Linked DNA regions of Homo sapiens: all the other regions are linked to region 3. Evidence: chromatin contacts called from ENCODE Hi-C or POLR2A ChIA-PET data. All regions are on one chromosome and are shown on one strand. Each heading gives the region's core, a stretch centred on a gene start or an enhancer-like site at or near the end of the contact. The rest is flanking DNA. Distances are from core to core; before and after follow the strand shown.

Region 1 (4,164 bases), core at 1,562-4,061, 690 kb before region 3:
ATAAGGAACCTACTCCCAGAATAACGAATTCACTCGCATGATAATGGCATTGATCCATTCATGAAGAGTGTCCTTCCACGACCCAAATGCCTCTCATTAGGTCCCACCTCCCAAAACCACCACATTGGGGATCAAGTTTCCAACGCATGAAATTTAGGGGACGCATTGAAACTATAGAAGATATGGAGACTATATCTTTATTCATGTTTGATTTACTTATAAGGACAACTGGACAAAATATTTTAAATTATTAGGTTGGTACAAAAGTAATTGGCATTTTTTCCATTAAAAGTAAAGGCAAAGACCACAATTATTTTTGCACCAATCTAATAGCAGCTTTTCAGGAAACCTGATCATTGTGGTTGCTATATATAGGTAACTTTACTAATAGGAATATTCAATTATTTCCATCTGCGTAGGACTTCCTAGTTTGCAAGGTATCTTTCCATATGACCTCATTTGAACTCATAACAGCTCTGAAAAGAAGACAGGATAGATTTCATTACAACTCTATAGATAAGGACATCTGACCAGGTCCCAATTTCAATGAGAGTCAGAAGCAGGAGTAGAACTTTGGCTTTCTTATTTCGAGTATCAGGAAAGAATTCAAGAAAGAACTGTGCATAAAGTAGGCTTAGCTATGCAGCAGAAAAGACAATCCCAATATCTCAATGGCTTAAAATAACAGGCGTTTGTTTCCTGCTCTCGTAAGTCCAATGCAGGTGGATTGACTTTCCAAGGCAACTGCCCTTCATACATCAACTGAGTGATACATCTCTTCCCTCTTGTAGTTGCCCTTTGCTCCTTGGTTGCACACAGGGGAAACAGTCTTGCAATGAAAATAAAACGCTTTGACCTAGGAATGATATGCATCCTTCTCGTCATAGCTCACAGGCCAGAACTAGTCACGTGGCCCTGCCTGATTGCAAAGGGAAATGGTATTTGTAAGTTTCCTGTGTGCCCAAGGCATGGATGAGCACTAAAACTCTCTCCTATATTGAATAAATTGGATTTGAAGGAGTAGGAAAAGGCCCCTTGAGGGCACTTATGAAAACAATGTAAAGAAACATACACAGAACACCTAATCTTTTTGAAAGCCTGGTGCTGGAGTCTCTCACAATAGATTTTTATTATTTTATACTGACAAAAGCCTGGTAAGGTAGACATTATCCCCTTTTTTATAGTTTTTGGTCATTGTAGTTCATGGAGGTTATGTAACCTGCCCCAGAGCTCACACTAAGAAGTGGAGGGAACTCTGATTCTCTTGCTCTTCCTTTTCTCCAGCTCTCAATTTCATATAATGATCTTTTCTTCCATCCCATAAGAGATTTAATTTTTAAGAGGAGCTTCTAGGGAGGGATACACAAAGGCTGGCAATGTTTTATTTTTTAAAGCTGGGTGGTGAGCACACAGATGTTTGTGCTCTTTTTATGTCTTAAGTGTTTCAAAATACAATCTTTTAAAAGGGGGTTGACAGAACCTGAGAACCAGTGATAAATTCTTCTTAAAAAGAGAAGCATTTTTAATGAATATTGGCAGCCAGAAAGTAGGACATATAGTATTGGTAACATTTATTGAGCCCATACTATGTCCTAGTTTTGGGTTTATTTGTTTGTTCGTTTGTTCCTTGAGACAGGGTCTCACTCTGTCACCCAGGCTGGAATGCAGTGGTGCAATCATGGCTTACTGTAGCCTTGACTGCCAGGGCTCAAGCCATCCTCCCACCTCAGCCTCCAGAGTAGCCGAGACTACAGATATGCACCACCACACCCAGGTAATTTTTAAATTTTGTGTAAAGATGGGGTCTCACTATGTTGCCCAGGCTGGTCTCAAATTCCTGGCCTCAAGTGATCCTCCTGCCTTAGCCTCCCAAAGTACTGGGATTATAGGCATGAGCCTATTTGTGCCTGGCCAGATAGTTTTAAATAATTTCTTTACATATTTTATCTCATCCTTCCAACAACCCTGTGAGGTAGATACTATTATTATCCCCATGTTAATACGAGATGAGAAAACTGAAACAAGTACAGATTAAGTATTTTACCTGAATCACACATTTATTGTAGGAAAAACCGGATTGGAACCAAGCATTCTGGCTTCAGGATACATACGCATGACTACTATCCTGGAAAACCTCCCCTAAGAGGTGGACGATGAACCAAATATGCAGAGGTGGATGAAACTCTTTTGTGCTTCTCCAGCAAAACGCGTGGTACATTCTCTAGACGTTTATGACCAGTTAAACAGGGAATTTAAAATAGTTTTCCCATGACAGAGAAAGACAAAGCGCTGGTGTTCTTGGCAGGAAATTCAAAGAAATATTTAAGGCAAGGGCTGACTCCCTTGGACCGGATGAAGGGGAAGAGCAGGTAATAATAGAGGGTTCTATGGATCGCAGAAACTTCCTGGGCAAGGAGGGTGGAGCTGGGGAGGGGTTTAAGAATTCCTGAAGGTCAAGCGATCTAGCCCAGCTGGGGTTTTCTCCTGCTTGGAGAGGGGTGCTATAAAAGCGCAGTTTGGGATTACTACTGTCGCCACTGCTCACCAAATTAAGTTATTCCGGGAGGGATCTTCTCGTCGCCATCCTCATTCCAACACACACCCATTGACACACTCGGGTTCGGCTGTGCGGTGCAACGAATTCCCAGGTGGGACACCCGAGCAGGAAGAAAGCCAGGCTGCGGGGCTGGGGGCGCCGCCCGGCCCGCGCCACAGTCCGCCTGGAGGATCACCGCCAGGGGGCACTCTCTCCGAACTCGGCCGCTCTGTCTCCTCCCCGGCGCGCTCCCTGCCCCTCGCTCCCCGCAGCCAGCAGAGAAGGCGGAAGCAGTGGCGTCCGCAGCTGGGGCTTGGCCTGCGGGCGGCCAGCGAAGGTGGCGAAGGCTCCCACTGGATCCAGAGTTTGCCGTCCAAGCAGCCTCGTCTCGGCGCGCAGTGTCTGTGTCCGTCCTCTACCAGCGCCTTGGCTGAGCGGAGTCGTGCGGTTGGTGGGGGAGCCCTGCCCTCCTGGTTCGGCCTCCCCGCGCACTAGAACGGTGAGTCTCCTTCAGGCGCCTCCTCCTGGCGGCCGCCGCCTCGCTTCCCAGCGGTCAGGGACGCCGCCCCCCGCCCCTTCGCTCTCGGCAGGTCGGGGACGCAGTCCCTGTCCCCTCGCTTCCCACCAGTCGGGGACGCCTCCCCTGTCCCTTCGCTTTTCACAGGTCAGGGACGCCGCCCCTACCCGCTTGCTTCCCACGGGTCGGGGACGCCGCCCCTGTCCTCTCGCTTCCCGCTGGTCGAGGACACCGTTCCCTGCCCCTCGCTTCCTGCAGGTCGGGACGCAGCCTCTGTCCCCACGCTTCCCACAGGTCGGGGACACCGTTCCCTGTCCCCTGACCTCTGCTCCCCAGGCCTCCTCTTCCTCGCTCATTCCACCCCCTAAAAAACCCCGCGTCGCCTTACTCAACCTCGCTCCCCTCAACTCCGCTTTTTCCCCTTCCCAGATAAGGAAATTGCCTCCTGCAGTTGTCCGCTCCTTGGAGCAAACACCTGCTTAAATTTTTAAAAAATCCTTTACGTTCCTGGCGACTCCGGCTGTCACTGTCATGGGAAAGCTATTTTTGGATTCCCTGTTGAACTCTATAGAAGTCTCAGGCAGCGAGTTTAAAAAAAAAAAAAGGCTCAGATGACACGAATGTTTTCTCCCCCGCCCCTAAACTCGGTAGTTCGAGCGATTGTTCCAGACGCCGGGTTGATAAAGCTGTTCCTAGTATTTGGCTTAAGGGGAACTCCAGCTGAGTTAGGACTGTCTTGAATGTGAACAGAAAGCACCTAAATAAAGTATTAGCAGCTTCGCTGTATGGTATTTAATTGTTTCTTTCTCTGAGAGCAGATTACTATTACTGAATGTCTTGTTACACAGGTTCCATGTAGAAACGAGAAAAACTGGTAAAGAAATTCTGTGTTGGCCTTGTGAACTTGGCCGCTATCATTTCATTCATTCTCCTTTGATTACTAGGGAAGGGAGAGGGGCTTTTCAAATTTTGAGGTTGAGTGTATAGGCAGGAACAATGTGGCCTCTTTTGTGACTCTAGGAAGGAGTCCGGCATGTGGTGGGTACAGGATCACATCAGAGTTTCAGCCTGCATGCACCACAATATTTCAGAATTGTAACATGAGCTCTTC
Region 2 (4,104 bases), core at 1,466-3,965, 670 kb before region 3:
CACAGCAGTGCAATGGAATTTATATTTGGAAGATTGGCAACTTTGGAATGCATTTGAAATGTCAAGAAGAGGAGAAACCTGTTGTGATTCATAGCCCTGGATTCTACACTGGCAAACCCGGGTACAAACTGTGCATGCGCTTGCACCTTCAGTTACCGACTGCTCAGCGCTGTGCAAACTATATATCCCTTTTTGTCCACACAATGCAAGGAGAATATGACAGCCACCTCCCTTGGCCCTTCCAGGGTACAATACGCCTTACAATTCTTGATCAGTCTGAAGCACCTGTAAGGCAAAACCACGAAGAGATAATGGATGCCAAACCAGAGCTGCTTGCTTTCCAGCGACCCACAATCCCACGGAACCCAAAAGGTTTTGGCTATGTAACTTTTATGCATCTGGAAGCCCTAAGACAAAGAACTTTCATTAAGGATGACACATTATTAGTGCGCTGTGAGGTCTCCACCCGCTTTGACATGGGTAGCCTTCGGAGGGAGGGTTTTCAGCCACGAAGTACTGATGCAGGGGTATAGCTTGCCCTCACTTGCTCAAAAACAACTACCTGGAGAAAACAGTGCCTTTCCTTGCCCTGTTCTCAATAACATGCAAACAAACAAGCCACGGGAAATATGTAATATCTACTAGTGAGTGTTGTTAGAGAGGTCACTTACTATTTCTTCCTGTTACAAATGATCTGAGGCAGTTTTTTCCTGGGAATCCACACGTTCCATGCTTTTTCAGAAATGTTAGGCCTGAAGTGCCTGTGGCATGTTGCAGCAGCTATTTTGCCAGTTAGTATACCTCTTTGTTGTACTTTCTTGGGCTTTTGCTCTGGTGTATTTTATTGTCAGAAAGTCCAGACTCAAGAGTACTAAACTTTTAATAATAATGGATTTTCCTTAAAACTTCAGTCTTTTTGTAGTATTATATGTAATATATTAAAAGTGAAAATCACTACCGCCTTGTGCTAGTGCCCTCGAGAAGAGTTATTGCTCTAGAAAGTTGAGTTCTCATTTTTTTAACCTGTTATAGATTTCAGAGGATTTGAACCATAATCCTTGGAAAACTTAAGTTCTCATTCACCCCAGTTTTTCCTCCAGGTTGTTACTAAGGATATTCAGGGATGAGTTTAAACCCTAAATATAACCTTAATTATTTAGTGTAAACATGTCTGTTGAATAATACTTGTTTAAGTGTTCCTTCTGCCTTGCTTACTTATTTCCTTGAGGTTACGAAGTAGCATCTTCCCCAGAGTTTATAATGCTGAGAACCACGTGGATACCAACTGCTCATTGTTATGCTATGTAACCCTTTTTGTCTATTCAGTGCAGAGTGAATTTCACAGCTCTGCATATGTCTTCATTTGTTTAATGCTTACAAGACAGGAGATGCACACATACAATCAGCAACATAAAAATTAAAAGTGACCCAAGTAGTCAGCGCATGTGGCATCTCATTGGTGGTGACAGAAGCTATGTGAGCCAGAAGTTTTCAGCTCTTTTGAATACCCTCTGGTTTATTTCGATTAAAAAGAACAAAATTGATTTCCTAAAATCAGAATTTTTTAAAACTTGGGAGATGATTGGAGATACCTAGGAGGTCACCAAACTAGGATTAGAAGTCACAGTGGTTGTATCACAACTTAGCTTGAGTATGTTGCTGTAGCCTAACAACTGCAGGTTCTGAGAAGGATCCTGTAGAATCCTGGAAGTAACCAGATTTTCCTAATAGGGAGATGATTTTTTTGTGTGCCATCATGTATTTGTTAAAGGCCTATATATAGATATAAAATATCGTGGAATCTAGTTCTCAGGGAGACCCGCAACTAGTATAAGCTTATAAAGGATCTAAAGATCCATCCACCATTTAAAGTTGTCTGGTAATGAGAGATGACATTGTATCCCCCAGAGAGGCCAAATCAGAGTCGCCAGCCAGCGTTCTAGATCAGCCTTAATTTCAAGAGAAAGCCAAGGACCTCATCTGCAGGGGAGTGTGGTTTTCAGCCCCAGCGAGTGTCACTTTGAACTTTCCCTTTGCTTTTTTCTCTCTTCTCCCTCCCCACCCACCCTTAGGCTCCTGATCTGGTGAGTTTGTTATGGAGTGAAAATAAAAGTCAAGCAGAGACCTTGTTTCCCGTGCCACCATTAGTACCACAAGCTCATGGCTAGTTACCACATTACTTCCTGGCAGTTTGTGTCCCTCAGCTGTGCCTTCCAACCAGCGCCTGAGAATCACTGCATACCACCCTCTAGGTAGGGAAACCTACACTGCTGCTGTTCCTGTGATTATTTTACAATGAATAAATAATTGTCAAGTTCCATTTAAAAACTGAACAGTAGTATTTTTGTATTTGCGTAGAAAAAGCCTGAAGGAAATATACTAAACTTTTTGTTGGCTTATTTTCCTTTGCGCTTGCTTATATTTTTTACATTTTCTACAATAAATGTGTACTTTTATCGGAGAAAAAAATTAAATGTTGCCACAAAACATTTAATCTCCACGCCCCCAGCTCAAAAAAGGAAATGATATTTAAAAGCTTCCTGGTCAGATTTCTATTAAAAGCACTGGCTGTGCATTAGATACAAAGAGGAGTCATTTCCTGCCTTGGTGATACTATTTTTTTCTACTAACTCAAGAGTCTTTATTAAAAAAAAAAGTTGTTTTGCCTAATTTCAGCTTTTAGCAAGCTTCCCATCTGTAAAATGATTTGGACCAGATATTTCTAGAGTCCCCTCCAGCCATAACATTCTGTCTCAAATTAAGTTCCAACCAGCAGAACAATGACAATACTTAGGAAAGTATTTTGCCAGTATAAAATGTCTTTAACTTACTCTTTGCTGACACTGATACTTTCCTCTAATTTAGTGTCTATCAGCTGGGTCACATCTTAAGTAAAATGAGCAATTTTAACCCCCAACATTTGGCATTTTGTCATAAACCAGCCAGTTATTTTATGCTGGTCATTCATCTTGACTACAAAGTAGAATAGTCAAGCTGTCATTCCAAATAGAAAACTTTTTACTTCAATCAGAATTAAGCCTTAACCTGGAAAGTTGGTTTCTTCCTTACATTTTCCCAATCTCCTACTCTATTCTTAAACATGCTAGTTTCACTCAGTTGGGTATACAAGCCTTTGGGCTTTATGTTGTATGTTACTAACCACCTTTTACCATATTTATCTTTTGGCATCATTCTGGGACATTGCTAAATTAAAAAAGAAATTGTTTCCACTTTTTTCTGGAGATGTTCAACTAAAGGTTGTTTTGTTTTGTTTTTTGTTTTGAGACAGTCTCACCCTGACGCTCAGGCTGGAGTGCAGTGGTGCAACCTCGGCTCACTGCAACCTCCACCTCCCGGGCTCAAGCCATTCTCCTGCCTCAGCCTCCCAAGCAGCTGGGATTACAGGCACCCGCCACCACGCCCAGCTAATTTTTTTGTATTTTGAGTAGAGACCGGGTTTCACCATATTGGCCAGTCTCGTCTGGAACTCCTGACCTCAGATGATCCGCCCGCCTCAGCCTCCCAAAGTGCTGGGATTACAGGCATGAGCCACCACGCCCAGCGTCCAACCCACTGTTGGATGAAACTTGCTGCACGTCATACATTTTGCTGTTGGCAAACAAGTCTGAATGTTGATTTGAAGTTTGGTAGTTTATTACTATCTATTGGCAGCAAAGACTGTTTATTGGTATACTACAATATGATTTAACTTTTATTTTGGGGATAAATAGTAGAAAAAAGTGAAACAGAATGAAGGCAGGTGTTTTTTATTCTAATGATGGAATAATACAGAGATACTGGACGATCTCTAGCAGTTAATTATTGTGACCCATATAAAATTATACAGGTCACAGTATAATTCTCTATTACCGTTTTTACACCAGTAAGTCTTAGATAAACTAAGCATGCTTATGAATTATGTATACAGTTAGAATGCATTATTTTTACAGAGGAACAATTGCTTGTATGTACTAACACTGTTCTCTTGGCTTGCCTCAAGTTCTACTCATTATTTTATATAAAATACTATTAGGCTGGGCACGGTGGCTCACGCCTATAATCCCAGCACTTTGGGAGGTGGAGGCTGGCGGATTACTTGAAGCC
Region 3 (3,572 bases), core at 427-2,926:
CCCTGTGGGGATTGGGCAGATTGCCACGCCAGGTCTGTAGTGCCGGTGGCTACAGACAGGCAAGCTCAAGGTGCCTTTCCTTAATGTTATCTAAGGTCATTAAACCTCTAAATAAAAGGGAAGGCAGAAAATGGAGATTCTGAGACAATCCAAGCAGCTCAGAGTGATTGGTATCAAAATTATAATGTCTATAAAGTCATTTTAAATCCATATTGCATTTGACTTTTTAAAAAACCTGTAACGCTTCTCCCTATTCTCTAAGGTATAACAACAGAGCCCTTTTTATTTAGTTCTCACAACCACGTTAGACTCTTTTGGGGGAAATTATAGAGTCTGTCCTGTTACCTCTTCTGTGCTATCTGGAGGGTCTTTGCACCTGGTGCCACAGTGATTGTGACCCTGGTAGGGGTCAGTCTAGCTGGGTAGAAATCAGCCCCCGCACTTTATAGTTGTTGCACTTGGGCAAGCTGGCCTCTCTGTGCCTCTTCTTTCATCTAGAAAAATAATAGTACCTAGCACTTCAGGTTGTTATGTGATTAAAACAGTTTCATTTTCTCTGACAGAGTGGCCTGTTTAAGATAAGGAGAATTTTTGAATCTGGGTAGATTGGATTCTTGCCACTTCCTGCTATCTCATCAAAGAGCCAAACATAGAACAGGGAGGGCTATGTGAAGGAATGTGCACTTCATCAAAAGCATGCATTCCGTTAATTTAAAGAAATTATAGTATGATTATTCTATCATAGCAACAAGATATAAATAGATATTAATAAGTAAAATCAGGTTAGTTGCTGAAAAAATACCATTCATAATAAGGTTGCATTATATAAATGTTTGTATATGTAAATGTCCTGTAATGCCCATGGACTTTAATTGCTGCATTTGGCATGGAAAATTGCCAGCTCTGCTACTACTAGTGGTGTGATCTCAGGCAACATTCTTTACCTCTCTGAGCCTCAATTTCATTGGCCATAAAATGAGACTAATTTTTTTCTTGTATTAAAGGACCACATGAGATAATGTATGTAAAAAGACTGAAAACTGGAAAGTACAATAGTTTTTTAGGTATTTAATCATTGTTGTAATTAATAGCCACAGTGAAAATATATTCAAGGACAATGTAAAGATTTGAGCTTACAGTTTCAAATACCAACCTTAAGAATGATCCAGAAATACTAAACTCATGTGTTTTTTTGTTTGTTTTTAAAACTATGACATCTATAAGTTGGAGACATTTGCTTTTTGAGACATTGTCTTTTTTATTATATAATCTTTAGTCCTCATGGCATCCTCTTTAGAGACCAAACAGCAATTAGTGAACTGTTTCAGACAGAAATCTGGATGGTCCAAGATCCTGGATTAAGATAGCTCTCTTTATGAATGCATTTTCAGAGTAAACAGGAAAAGTGTATTAAACCAAGCACTTCATTGTGGATAAGGAAAATCGATATCCTGTGGGTTGGACTGTTTTTAGTCTTACTACAAAAATGGATGCACTATTTATACCTGTTTTCTCCAGTCATGGCTATTAGCTCTTCACTTCAAGTTCACTCACTCAGCCACTACGGTGGAGAGCCAGTCATTGTAGGTTAAAAGCAACTAATGTTAGACCCCTGCTGGCCTGGTCTGGCACTGCACGGGGAAACACAATCTCCGATTCTTATTAGTGGGGAAATTGGTTTACAAAAGCAGAGCTGAGACGCCAAGGATTTGGTTTTGCCTCCCTTGATATCTAGGTGCCAATATGGGAGCAAGAAGAAAAGTGGGATTTGCCTTACAATGGAGAAGTTCTTGAGGAGGAACTGGGGATTATAATCTCCCTTCAGGGCGGTTGGGACTTGGATCAGCCTGCCCCACAAGCTCCCTCTTCATTGCTAACAGCTTGGAGGCTGGCACTGAGCTTTTCCATGTGTTCACACTCATTGTTGGTTGCACTCTCCAACCTCTAGGGGGCGCAGAGGCGTTCGCCTCAGCTTTTTTTTTTTTTTTTTTTGAGACAGAGTCTCACTCTGTCCCCAAGGCTGGAGGGGGCAGTGGCGCGATCTCAGCTCACTGCAACCTCCGCCTCCCGGGTTCACGCGATTCTCATGCCTCCACCTACCGAGTAGCTGGGATTACAGGCATAAACCACCATGCCCAGCTAATTTTTGTATTTTTAGTACAGACGGGGTTTCACCATGTTGGCCAGGCTGGTCTCCAACCCCTGGCCTCAAGTGATTCACCCACCTCAGCCTCCCAAAGTGTTGGAATTAGAGGCGTGAGCCACCACGCCTGGCCTTCAGCTTTTTCATTTTGTTGCTCCAAGACAAGGAGCCGGGACTAGGAAGGGTCAAGGGCACGATGGAGCGCTCAATGATACACGTGATGCGGCTGCTACAATAGGAGTCGTCGACTGTGGGTAAAAAAGCAACCAGAATTACAATGCTTTTCCTTCTTGTGGTCTGTACTTTCTCCTCTTCTCTCGTGAAACTGGAATGAATGGGGCCCAGAGAAAACGAAGCACAGAACAAGAGAAGGATAGCAAGAAGGGCCCAAACAAAACAAGAGCCTCAAATGGGCAAAGCTTTTGTTTTGGGGAAAGGGATCTCGGTTAATGCTCCTGTTTGGTAGAAATCAGACATAACAGGAATGAGGTTAGGGAGTGGTAAAGTGGTAAGGGGCTTGGCTCCACTTCCAACTCAGTGTTTTTGGTTAACATGAATAGGTAAACCCTAAAGGATTGGGATTGGGGAATCATGAGAGATGGGAAAAATCCCACTTTTCTTTGCTTGAACATGGCCTAGCAGATGACCTTTTCTTCTCACAGTAGAGAGCTCTAAGGAAGGTTATCAAAGTCCAAAAGTTAGGGTTTTAACTCATTTGACCTACTCTACTGGCCCTATGACTTGAAGGTCACAGTCGTGAGATGGGATTATACTGAGAACCAGGGTATCGTTCAACAATGTTCCTTGATCTCTTCCTCATTAGGGCTTGTGCCTCTTCAGAGTTTGGCTGGAGTGACACAAATCCACTCTTCCCAGTTAAAGATAAGTCATCCTGATTAGCTTCCCAGAGAATGTTCTGTGATTGCAGGAAGGAAAGTTGTGATTGCCAATCTGAACTTGGAGGCCTCAGTGATTTTCGGAAGCACTGTTTGCTGGGCTGAGTCAGCAGAGACAAACCTAACCTTGATTTTCTGGAGAGTGTTCTTCTACAAGGACAGATCCTCAGACACTTAGCCCGTCCCCTATTAATGAATACTGACGTCATTACCACATTTTTTGCCCTTAAAAGCAATGCTACATGATCATTCTTATGCAAAAAGCTTTGTACCTATGTCATATTTCTTTCAGGAAGATTTCTAAAAATGGGGTTGGATACCACCAAATTTCCTATCCAATAACCTGTTTTATTACTACACCAATCAAGTTATGATAATGATGCTAATATTGATAACTATTTCATTTCTTGATAACTTACTATTTGCCAGGTACGGTTTTAAGCACTTTTCACCCATTATCTTATTTGATCCTCTTATCAACCCAGTGTGGCAAGTTCTATTTTGGAGATGAGGAAATGGAGGCAAAGGGCATA

Evidence for each region. Hi-C counts contacts between places; a loop is a spot of excess contacts on that map. ChIA-PET counts read pairs that join two places held with the same protein, here RNA polymerase II (POLR2A). Pooled maps may share reads with other maps.
Region 1: a pooled map shows a loop between it and region 3 (4-fold over the local background). The contact joins the promoter of TRAF6 here to the enhancer-like site in region 3. A Hi-C loop is called at or near these places in 3 of 168 maps with a recorded cell type or tissue (CD4-positive, alpha-beta memory T cell, CD8-positive, alpha-beta T cell and naive thymus-derived CD4-positive, alpha-beta T cell) and 15 of 50 pooled maps.
Region 2: a map of A673 shows a loop between it and region 3 (4-fold over the local background). The contact joins two enhancer-like sites. A Hi-C loop is called at or near these places in 12 of 168 maps with a recorded cell type or tissue (A673, CD4-positive, alpha-beta T cell, CD4-positive, alpha-beta memory T cell and 8 more), 1 of 37 single-sample maps with no recorded cell type and 29 of 50 pooled maps. POLR2A ChIA-PET finds 5 or more read pairs at or near these places in 2 of 52 experiments (GM12878 and SK-N-SH).

Annotation. Positions count from the first base shown.
Region 1 is chr11:36,508,919-36,513,082 of GRCh38, reverse strand. It overlaps TRAF6 (TNF receptor associated factor 6), which reads left to right and starts at 2,811. Exons shown (of 7, transcript NM_004620.4): 1 at 2,811-3,035. It also overlaps a transcript of RAG1 not described here. RefSeq lists an enhancer at 2,943-2,992.
Region 2 is chr11:36,486,267-36,490,370 of GRCh38, reverse strand. It overlaps TRAF6 (TNF receptor associated factor 6), which reads left to right. Exons shown (of 7, transcript NM_004620.4): 7 at 1-4,104. The coding sequence ends at 533. Among named protein-coding and RNA genes, the nearest start is that of TRAF6, 22 kb to the left of the region's middle. Within about 2 kb of position 2,715, at least 4 of the 41 ENCODE cell types and tissues checked have a DNase peak (open chromatin) inside an H3K27ac peak, as active enhancers do; they include A673, where a contact is called at or near this core.
Region 3 is chr11:35,820,340-35,823,911 of GRCh38, reverse strand. No RefSeq gene overlaps it. Among named protein-coding and RNA genes, the nearest start is that of LDLRAD3, 120 kb to the left of the region's middle. Within about 2 kb of position 1,676, at least 24 of the 41 ENCODE cell types and tissues checked have a DNase peak (open chromatin) inside an H3K27ac peak, as active enhancers do; they include A673, where a contact is called at or near this core.